2 separate regions of the Homo sapiens genome follow, and region 2 is linked to region 1. A link is a contact called in ENCODE Hi-C or POLR2A ChIA-PET data. All regions are on one chromosome and are shown on one strand. The core of a region is the stretch at or near the end of the contact, and the rest is flanking DNA. Distances in the headings are between cores, read along the strand shown.

Evidence for each region. A loop is a pair of places that touch in the nucleus more often than their neighbours do. ChIA-PET counts read pairs that join two places held with the same protein, here RNA polymerase II (POLR2A). Pooled maps may share reads with other maps.
Region 2: a pooled map shows a loop between it and region 1 (1.9-fold over the local background). The contact joins two enhancer-like sites. A Hi-C loop is called at or near these places in 1 of 37 single-sample maps with no recorded cell type and 2 of 50 pooled maps. POLR2A ChIA-PET finds 5 or more read pairs at or near these places in 1 of 52 experiments (GM12878).

What each region holds. Positions count from the first base shown.
Region 1 is chr3:183,530,538-183,535,974 of GRCh38, reverse strand. All of the region lies in intron 1 of KLHL6 (kelch like family member 6), which reads left to right. Among named protein-coding and RNA genes, the nearest start is that of KLHL6-AS1, 15 kb to the left of the region's middle. RefSeq lists enhancers at 2,040-2,119, 2,819-3,078. Within about 2 kb of position 2,079, at least 2 of the 41 ENCODE cell types and tissues checked have a DNase peak (open chromatin) inside an H3K27ac peak, as active enhancers do.
Region 2 is chr3:182,967,020-182,972,456 of GRCh38, reverse strand. All of the region lies in intron 1 of DCUN1D1 (defective in cullin neddylation 1 domain containing 1), which reads left to right. Among named protein-coding and RNA genes, the nearest start is that of DCUN1D1, 11 kb to the left of the region's middle. Within about 2 kb of position 2,961, at least 6 of the 41 ENCODE cell types and tissues checked have a DNase peak (open chromatin) inside an H3K27ac peak, as active enhancers do.

The DNA.
Region 1 (5,437 bases), core at 830-3,329:
GTGAAACCCCATCTCTACTAAAAATACAAAAATTAGCCATGCGTGGTGGCGGGCGCCTGTAGCCCTAGCTACTCAGGAGGCTGAGGCAGGAGAATGGCATGAACCCGGGAGGCAGAGCTTGCAGTGAGCAGAGATTGTGCCACTGCACTCCAGCCTGGGCGACAGAGCGAGACTCGTCTCAAAAAGAATTCGGAAGCCGTGGCTAGCAGTGACAGCCCAATTAAGAGTCCAGATGACCCTAGAGAGCCCAATAATATGTCACATGGGAAACACATTGACTTCATTTAGGAGCTCCTTGGAGTGCAAAGCATTAACTTAAACCATTGGAACATCCCTCCTTTAGACTTGATTATACAGATTCAACCAAATTAACCTCTCACTAATCTTCAAGTCACAGTCCGGGTGAAATAACATTTCTAAATGTCATGTTGGTGGGTCTCTAGAGATGTGTTGCCTCAGTTATATGAAGCTTATTTGACCCCATAATTAGTGCCCACCCTGTCCTGCTGAACTTCCTGTTTCCCATATATTTATTTATATGACATTCACGAGGGTGAAATTTGCTTTGCCTCCTGAGATGACTGTAGGTCTGGGTGACCCCAACACCTGAGTTCAGGACTGATGGCAAGAGCTGCACTGTCTAATATGGTAGCTACTAGCCACATGTGGCTGTTGGGCATTTGAATTGTGCCTACTCTGCACTGAGATGCTTTAAGTATAAAATACGCATAAGGCTGGGCACGTTGGCTCACGCCTGTAATCCCAGCACTTTGGGAGGCTGAGGCGGGCAGATCACAAGGTCAGGAGTTTGAGACCAGCCTGACCAACATAGTAAAACCCCGTCTCTACTAAAAATACAAAAATTAGCCAGGCGTGGTGGCATGAGCCTGTAGTCCCAGCTACTCAAGAGGCTGAGGCAGGAGAATCGCTTGAATCCGGGAGGCTGAGGCTGCAGTGAGCCGATATTGTGCCACTGCACTCCAGCCTGGGCAACAGAGAGAGACTCTGTCTCAAAAAAAAAAAATATATATATATATATATGTATATATATGCATACATATATACATACATACATACATATATACATATATACATACATATATATGATGGTCTTTGAAGACACAGTATGAGAAAAAGAATGTAAGTTATCGCATTAGTCATTTTAAAATATTTCTTACGTGTTGAAATGATATTTCAGGTATATTTTGGGTTAAATAAGATATGTTATTAAAGTTGACTTTTATTTTTTTCTTTTTACTTTTTAAAAATGGGGCCGGGCATGGTGGGGCTCATGCCTGTAATCCCTCACTTTGGGAGACCGAGGTGGGTGGATCGCCTGAGCCCAGGAGTTTGAGACCAGCCTGGGCAACATGGTGAAACCCCATTTCTACAAACATTGCAAAATTAGCCAGACATGGTGGTTCATGCCTCTAGTCCGAGCCACTTGGGAGGCTGAGACAGGAGGATCACTTGAGCCCTGGAGATGGAGACTGAAATGAGCTGTGGTCGTGCCGCTGCACTCCAGCCTGGGCAACAGAGTGAGACTCTGTCTCAAAAAACAAACAAACAAACAAAAAATGTGGTGACTAGAAACTGTAAAATGCTATAGATGACTCACATTACATTTCTATTGGGCAGCCTTGCTCTGGACACTCCAACAAAGGGAGGCTTAGAGAGTGATCTTCCAACTCCTCCAGGGAAGATATGCTGAGCTGAGAAGAAATCATAGGCTGTCTCTGAGAGCAGATTCTTTATAAAATCAGGAGGCAGCGAGGCAAGCCCTATATGACATTACTTTTAAAGTAATGTCTTTTAAAGTACTTTTAAAGTACTTTAAAAGTACAAAGTACTTTAAAAGTAAAGTACTTTTAAAGTACTTTAAAAGTAAAGTACTTTTAAAGGCTGGTGATTACGGTTCTGCAGACAGCTCTGTGCTGCTGGTCAAGAGGGTTTGTGGCTGAGGAAACTGGTCTGTAAATTGGTCACCTGCTCTGATATCATCACGGCTCCCCCAGCTCTGGGCGGGGATTTCTTCACTTTACAGAGGCCCCGGAATTCACCTTCGTTCTTTCTTTCTTATTACCATATTCTTGTGAGGAGAAAGAGGCCAGCTGAGGGAAAAGAGAAGAGGGGAGGGAAGGAAAGGTTAGGAGGGTTACCATTGATTAAAACAACAAGGACAGAGGGGGAAGGACGGAGGCGGAAGGACAGAGGGGGGACGATCACCTTGACTAAAACAAAAGGTCCAAAAAGTCAGCAAGTCAAGTGTCTAGTGATTTTCTGTATCTCTGTCTCTCTCTCGTTCTCTCTCTGGAAGTCTTTTGACTTTTGAATGTTTCTGGGAAGCCATAAACAGTTACCTTTGTTTTGCAGATTAGGAAAAGGGGTAAAGAAATGGATGAGTGGCCAGGCACGGAGGCTCATGCCTGTAATCTTGGCACTTTGGGAAGCTGAGGAAGGAGGATCTCTTGAGCCCCAGAGTTCACCACCAGCCTGGGCAACAGAGTGGGACCTTGTCTCTACAAAAATTAAAAAAAAAAAAAGTTGGGTGTGGGTGCCTATAGTCCTAGCTACTGGGGAGCCTGAGGGAAGAGGGTCACTTGAGGCCAGGAAAAGAAGGAAGAGAAAGAAAGGAAGAAAGGAAGAAACAAAGAAAAAGAGAGAAAGAAAGAAGAAAGAAAGAGGGAAGGAAGGAAGGAAGGAAAGAAGGAAGGAAGGAAAGAACTGATGATTGATTTCCAGAGATAAATAGGAAGTGTGGGATAGAGAGGAGGGGCAGGACTTAGAGGTGTAATCCCCTCCGTGTTGAGATGGAAGTCCGAGCGTTTGGAATTACATCACCAGAGCTCCACCCAGGGCCTTTGCATTTCAGTGACTTGGCTGGGAGATAACGGCTCCCTAACCTGTTCATGTGTCTGTAGCTTAGAAAGTCCAGTGACTAATGTTTGGAGATGTTCCCTAGCGGTGTGGCTACTGCCTCAATTAGTACATTTTCTGAGAAAAGGCTTTGACATTGTCACAAGCCTCCCAGCTCTTTATGGGTTCATCTGATACTTGACTCTAGTGGCACCCATCACCTGCAAACAAAAGTGAGAACACATGTGCTTAAAATGTTCTCTTTGAGTCCTGCCTTTGCTCATCAACCTTCAACGGCTCACCATTGCTCACTGAGTGAAAACCTAACTCCCTATCCTGCCTTCAGTGCCCTCCACAAGCAGGATCCAGGTTATCTTTCCAGACCATTGTTTCATCCCTCTCCTGTCCCCTGAGCTTCAACTGAATCACATGTCTGCTAGTTTCTCTTCATGCCTCATGCCCTTGCATCTTTATGGCTTTACTCACTGTGCTTGTTACCTAGAAATCCTATCCATAATCTTCACATTTCAGAATTTTCCTTCTCTATGAGTAGCCATTCTTGGCCTCCACAGCACTTTGTAGGTCTCTTATGGCCCCTCGTAGACTGTTATTTGGGCATCAATGCCCTTGCTAGTTTGTGAACTACAAGGGTCTGGGGTGGATACAGACTGCCAGTATTAGTCAGCTTGGGCTGCCATAACAAAATACTATGGACTATGTGGCTTAAACAACAGAAATGTTTATTTCCTCACACTTCTATAGAGTCTGGAAGTCTAGCATCAAGTTGCTAGCATGATCTGGTTTCTGGTGAGGGCTCCCTTCCTGGCTTGCAGACGGCCACCTTCTCACTGTGTCCTCACATGGCCTTTCCTCGGTGCGTGAGCAGGAGTGGTGAGGTGGGTGTGGAATCTCTCTTTCTGTTCTTATAAGGACACGAATCCTATCAAATTGAGATCCACCCTTATGATCTCATTTCACTTTAATTACTTCCTAAAAATCTTATCTCCTAATACATTCACATTAGGGGTTAGGGTTTCAACATATGAATTTTGTGGGGGACACAATTCAATCCATGACATTCCATACTTGGCCCCCAAATTCGTGTCCTTCTTATATGCAAAATACATTCATTATATCCCAACAGCTTCCCAAGTCTTAATTTATTCCGGCATCAACTCTGAAGTCCAGATTATGGTCTGAATATCATCTAAATCACATATGGGTGAGACTTTATGTATAATTCATCCTAAAGCAAAATTCCTCACCAGCTGTGAACCTGTGGAACAAGACAAGATGTATGCTTCCAAAATACAATAATGGGACAAGTGTGGGATAGACATTCCCATTCCAAAAGGGAGAAATATGAAAGATGGGGCTGGGCACGGTGGCTCACGCCTGTAATCCCAGCACTTTGGGAGGCAGAGGCGGGCAGATCACAAGGTCAGGAGATTGAGACCATCCTGGCTAACATGGTGAAACCCCGTCTCTACTAAAAATACAAAAAATTAGCCAGGCGTGGTGGCAGGAGCCTGTAGTTCCAGCTACTTGGGAGGCTGGAGGAGAATGGCGTGAACCCGGGAGGTGGAGTTTGCAGTGAGCCAAGATTGTGCCACTGCACTCCAGCCTGGGAGACAGAGTGAGACTCCATCTCAAAAAAAAAAAAAAAAAAAAAAAACACAGACAAAAAAAGAACAGAAAGAAGGAAGAAGTGATGTGTCCCAAGAAAGTCCAAAATCTAGTGAGATAAATTCCATTAGATTTCAAGGCTTCAGAATAATCCTTTTTGGTTTGATTGTCTTCCCTTCTGGCCCACTGAGGTGGCAGTGTCACCTCCATGGCTGGAGGTGTGAGTCCTCCCAACAACCCCTCCCCCGACTCCCAGGTGTCTGATGGAGGCTGTCTGGCTTCTTGAACCGAGGCAGTGGTCCTGATTATCTCTGAATCACCCTTAGGGTAATTTTTCCCTCTTCTGGAAGAATAGTGAGGGCTGGGTGCAGTGTCTCACGCCTGTAATCCCAGTACTTTGGGAGGCCGAGGTAGGTGGATCACCTGACGTCAGGAGTTTGAGACCAGCCTGGCCAACATGGCGAAACCCCCCATCTCTACTAAAAATACAAAAATTAGCCAGGCGTGGTGGCGAGTGCCTATAATCCCAGCTACTCCAGAGGCTAAGGCAGGAGAATCACTTGAACTTGGGAGGCAGAGGTTGCAGTGAGCCGAGATGGCACCACTGTACTCCAGCCTAGGTGACAGAGTGAGACTCTGTCTCAAAAAAAAAAAAAAAAAAATGCATGTTCACAGCTGAGTACCTCATTGTTTTTTACCGTCAAATCCAAGAAGTCTGACAGCCTTCCTTCAATTGTCTTGTCTCTTCCCCTTCAGTTCAAACTGGCAGTGTTTCTTTCTGTTCCTATAATTCCATAAGCATTTTATTAAATGATAGTCCAGCCACATTTTTGGCGTTCTCTTCAGAACATGCTCCCTCATTTTTCTCAGAATGGGTAGGCTGAGAATTTTCCAACTCTTTAATTTTTGGTTCCCTTTTGCCTAAACATTCTTTTTCTAATTCACCCCTCTCCCC
Region 2 (5,437 bases), core at 1,712-4,211, 560 kb after region 1:
TCAAAGTGCAGGAAATTTAAGAATGAATGAATAATCGTTATCCATAAGCAATTATTTTAAACTTCAAATTATAAGAGTACTATGAGGGTTTTGTTCGTTTTGCTTAGTATTTGAAATTGTACATATTTCCATATATTTTCTGGCCATAACCTGTACAAGTATTTGTATTTTCTCTGAGTTTCAAGCCTTCTCTTTGGAAAAGGGAACCCTGACTTAGAGTGCCCTGTGATTTTTTTTTTCAACCTGTGTACATTTAAAACTATAGATTATAGCCATCTGTTTTTAAAATAGACTGACAGGACTATAAATACATTTTTCTTTCTGTTGTATTGCTTGTCTTAAAAATAACTTATACCCTTCCTTTTCTCCTTCTTACCCCCAACCAAAAAAAAAAAAAAAAAAAAAACCCTAAATAGAAGCTCCATCCCCAAATTATCTTTTTAGTTAGGTTGTGAGAGAATGCTTAATGGGGAATTTTTAGTTGGAATGCAAATCGTTCACATTTGACTACTTTTCCATTAAAATAGGTGAAGAAATATTGCTCACAGTTTTCCTCCCTTCAACAGTCAGTGGTTGCACTTTTGCCCTTTTTGTTTTTCTTTTCACTTGAAGACAGTATGTAGTAAATGGCGAGACTGCATGCCTTGAAACCAGGCACCAGGGTTTCATTCTGGCTCTGCTACTTTTTGAATAAGTAAATAAATGATGCTGAAAGTTTGGTTCCTCATTGGTAAAATGGAACCATCTTGCAGGATTAATAAGTACCTAGCACAGTGCCTGGCACACAGTAGAAGCTCAAATGTTAGTTGCTAGTTTTATTATAGCTGTTGTTTACCATTTAAATTTTTTTTTCTGGAGTTTTTTTTTTGTTTTTTTTTTTAAGATAGGGTCGCATGCCTTCTCTTGTCCAGGCTGGAGTGCAGTGGTGCCATCATAGCTCACTGCAGCCTCTATCTCCCGGGCTCAAGTGATCCTCCCACCGCAGCCTCCCAAGTAGCTAGGACTCCAGGAATGCACCACCATGCCCGGCTACTTTTTTGTTGTTGCTAATTTTAATACAGATGAGGTCTTCCTGTGCTGCCCAGGCTGGTCTTGAACTCCTGAGCTCAAGTGTTCCTCTTGCCTTGGCCTCCCAAAGTGCTGGGAGTACAAGCCATGAGCCCACCACACCTGTCCATCTTTCTTCCTCTGTGGACTTCTGTGGAGTCCTTACCATGTGCTAGTTACAGTTCTAAGAGTTTAACCTGAATTGATTCGTGTAACCTCAACACTCTGTTTACAGATGAAGAAATTGAAGCACAGAAAGATTAATTTTCCCAAAGTCATACAGCCATTAAGTGGCACCAGTAGAGTTAAAATCTTGACAGTCTGGTTTGAAAGTCTGCACTCTTCACTAGTGAATCATATTATATTGCCTCTGTACAGGTAGAAGGAAAGAGATAGAGCTACTCCTACCTAGATTCCTATTCTGACTTTCCTGGAGTAGAACTTTGTTTCTAGGTGAAAGTCTGCTCTGGGAGTTGTAGGTAGGCTCATTGGCTGAATTGATTTTTCCTGCACTTTTGACTTCGGACCTGTAGTCTATTGGAGGGCCTTTTGTGAGTGAGTGATTTTGGATATTGGTAACGTTTTGCTATGTCTGCTGAATACCGTGTATTATGTATGGAAAGTATGATCTTCTAAAGTTAAAACTAGCTCTTCTAAATTTCAGATGAAGTTAAACTGTCAATATGATAATTACATAACAACATACAGAGCTTTTAGTGAGAATTATAGGTGATCGTAAAAGTGTTTTGATTTTGAAAGCATTGACTTTTGTGAGCTAGATTCATCAAATCCTGAGATAACAAGAATTGAGTTAGAAAATTAATTCCTTTAAAAATATAAAGGCCTAAGTGTCTGTTTCTGAAGTTCAGGCTGAAATATAAACTTAAGGATGAGAAGGTGAAAATTCAAGATAATGGAAATAATAAAATGGATCTTATTTTTTTGCTGTTAAAAAATCACTTATTAAAATTACTTCTATTTTGCAATTGTTAGGACTTAGTTGACTAGAAAGTCATTTTCCATGTTTATTTTTCCTTGGGGAAATACTTTTAATGGGAAGGCTTTTTAAACTTTATTATTTTTTCTTCAGATAAACTATTATTTAAAATGTGATTCTTAAATTTCTTTTCTTTTCTTTTTTTTGGGGGGTTAAGATTTCGCTCTGTCACCCAGGCTGTAGTGCAGCGGCGCTATCATAGCTCACTGCAGCCTTGAACTCTTGGGCTCAAGTGATCCTCATCTTCCCACCTCAGCCTCCCATGTAGCTAGGACTATAGGTGTGCGCTACAACAACCAGCTAATTAAAAAAAATTTTTGTAGCGACAGTCTCATTGTGTTACCCAGGCCAGACTAGTCTTGAACTCCTGGCCTCAAATAGTCCCACTGCCTCCGCCTCCCAAAGTGCTGGATTACAGGCGTGAGTTACTGCACCTGGCTGATTCTCTTAATTCTTGAATTTCTTGAGTGAAAAAAATAATGCAAATATGCTAGATTTAAGAATAAAACAATATGTGTTGATAACTTGGCATGTTATATTTTGGAAAGATGAACAAATAAATTCATTTTACTGTTCAGATTATGACAGTATTTCTAATTTTGGTAATCTTTGATACCGTTGTAATTAGCTTTCTGTTACAAGAGATAGCATTTCTCCTCCCCCCTGCTTTTTTTGCTGGGGTTAAAAAGCAAAATATATTCTGTTTTATGCATTTTACAGCCTTACAACTATTGCATTTCTTTGAAAACTTGATAATACCTAGGTAGTTTTAACATTGGAATACTGAAGATTATATTGCCTGATCTTATTTAATTATTACTCTAGTTTATTCCCTTTAAATAAGTATTTAAATAAATGGCATATATTACATTTGAGTGCTGAATCATTGTAGCTGTCACATGGTTTTGCTCTTGGGAAGTTCCCCACTGGGTTTGTAGTAGAAACAGAGAAAAAATCCATCTGTTTTTTCTTCCACCTCAATTTTCTATCCACCCTCTCATCCCCTATAAAATCATTCTTCTCTGGTTAGTCACCTTTTTCTCTTCCTTGTGTTGATAAAAATTTAAATCTTTAGTGCCATACTGTCAAAATCAGAACACTGCCTGGTACACCTTTGTGGCTTAGGAAAAGGGGATGGGAGTGTTACAGCTCCCCTAAATTGGTCAGGTATACTCCAGCTTTATTCTAGGATAGCCTTTGAGACTACAGAATTGAATTCCCTTAGTAGGGAATCAAATGTTACAATGTATTCTAGGAACAGAGAGCTGACAGAGAAGTGGTAAGAGTGCATTGTAAGTGTAAGAAGTGGAGGGTACTTATCAGACTTTATAGGAATGGGATTGTCAATATCACTTGGCTTAGCTGGAGTCCGTACTGTCAGTTCTTGGCCTGGTAGAACTCAGTAGCCTTTATGGTGTTGGAAGTGGGTAGGTACACCCTGTTTCTTCAAATATGTTGATATTGCCCTATATAGTGGAAATTTATACCAAACCAGTTAAAATAGTTTACATTTGGCCTGGCGCGGTGGCTCATGCCTGTAATCCCAGAACTTTGGGAGGCTGAGGCGGTTGGATCACCTGAGGTCAGGAGTTCAAGACCAGCCTAGGCAACATGGCAAAACCCCATCTCTACTAAAAATACAAAAATCAGCTGGGCGCAGCAGTGCGTGCCTGTAATCCCAGCTACTCGGGAGGCTGAGGCAGGAGAATCGCTTGAGCCTGGGAGATGGAGGTTGCAGTGAGCTGAGATGGTGCCACTGCATTTCTGCCTGGCAACAGAGCGAGACTCCGTCTCAAAAAAAAAAAAAGTTTACATTTATATATATATATCATTTATTACATAAACATTTTTCAAATAAGATATGACATGGAATTAATTCATTTGTATAATTTTGTTTTTAGTTGGTGTGGGTAAGACAGTTTTTTATCTTTGTTTCCCTGGTCTTCTATTATCTTACTTTTTGATAGGAATAGTATAGTAGAATGAATAGTTCTTTTTGGCTTGTAGAAATGACTTAAGCTATGATTTTTCCTTCCTCCCTTCAACAAAGGTGATTGACCCTGCAGGGAACAGAGCACTGGATTTAAAACTATATGATAAAACCCCAGACAAATCTGATTGTTTTGCCACTTCCAACTTTTAGGAGGATGGGGGAAAAGTTATGCCAATATGTTATATCAGGTTTAATTAAAAAGTAATTTCCAGGCCAGGCACAGTGGCTCACTCCTGTAGTCCCAGCACTTTGGGAGGCTGAGGCAGGTAGATTGCTTGAGCCCGGGCGTTTGAGACCAGCCTGGGCAACATAGCGAGACCCTGTCTCTAAAAAAACAAAAAAACCTACGTAATTTCCAGGATATGGTCTGTGGTTGGTGTACTTGCAGGTTAATCTCCAACACTTCCTGCACCATTGTGCAGTGGTCACTGACAGTCACAGTGATCCTTTGGTACTTTACTTTGTTCCTCAGAGGAGGATTAAAACATGTTAGGGTACTCTGTCACTCAAGGGAGAAAGGTATACTGAGTTTTAAAATAAATTTCAGTAACAAAAGTTGGAATCAAAATGGTTTCCTTGTTAACTTTCATTTAAGCAAAATTAGGACAGTTCTCTTCCTTGGCATTTGATTTCATTGTGAGTTTGTTGTCATTGAACAGTAAATCTCAAGGAGGAGATAGTTTTCAAAAGGGAAGAATCCTAGACACTTGAGGGATGTGTTTTGCAATGGGATATGACTTATCTGATGTGCAGATGTTGTAGAGTTACTAGTGAAGTAGCAGAAGAGTAGTGAATTTATAGTTTCTTAATTTTAGTGGAGTACAGAGGTTGAGATTTTAATCTGTAATCCTAACAGTAACATATTTACAAAGAGAGGAGTGTGGCTGACATCAGATTCTAGAGCATAGATATTTTTCATATTGCAAGAAAAAGGGAAATAGGGCTAGTTTTCATATTTGATTTTGCATAGTCTTGTTTTTACTGTGATCGGTAGAAGTATGTTGTAAAATCTCAAAAGCTATGTAAATATGTACAGCAAGCAGTATGATTTATGGAAAGATTACTCAGATTCATGAGACCTCTTTGTTCTTGTCTCATTTCTACTAATAACAACCTGAGTGATTTTTTTGAACAAATGCCTTAACCTTCTGGTTAAGGTTCTCTGATCTGTCTAATCTGGAAGTTGATGTTTACGATCTGTCTGTTTGGGCCAGATGAGGGAATCTGGGGCTCTCAAATGTGTTGCTTAAACCACAGAAAATATATATATATATATATATATATATATATAGTTTTTTTGTTTGTTTGTTTGGAGGTGAAGCCTCGCTCTTGTCCCCCAGGCTGGAGTGTGATGATGTGATCTTGGCTCACTGCAACCTCTGCCTCCCGGGTTCAAGCAG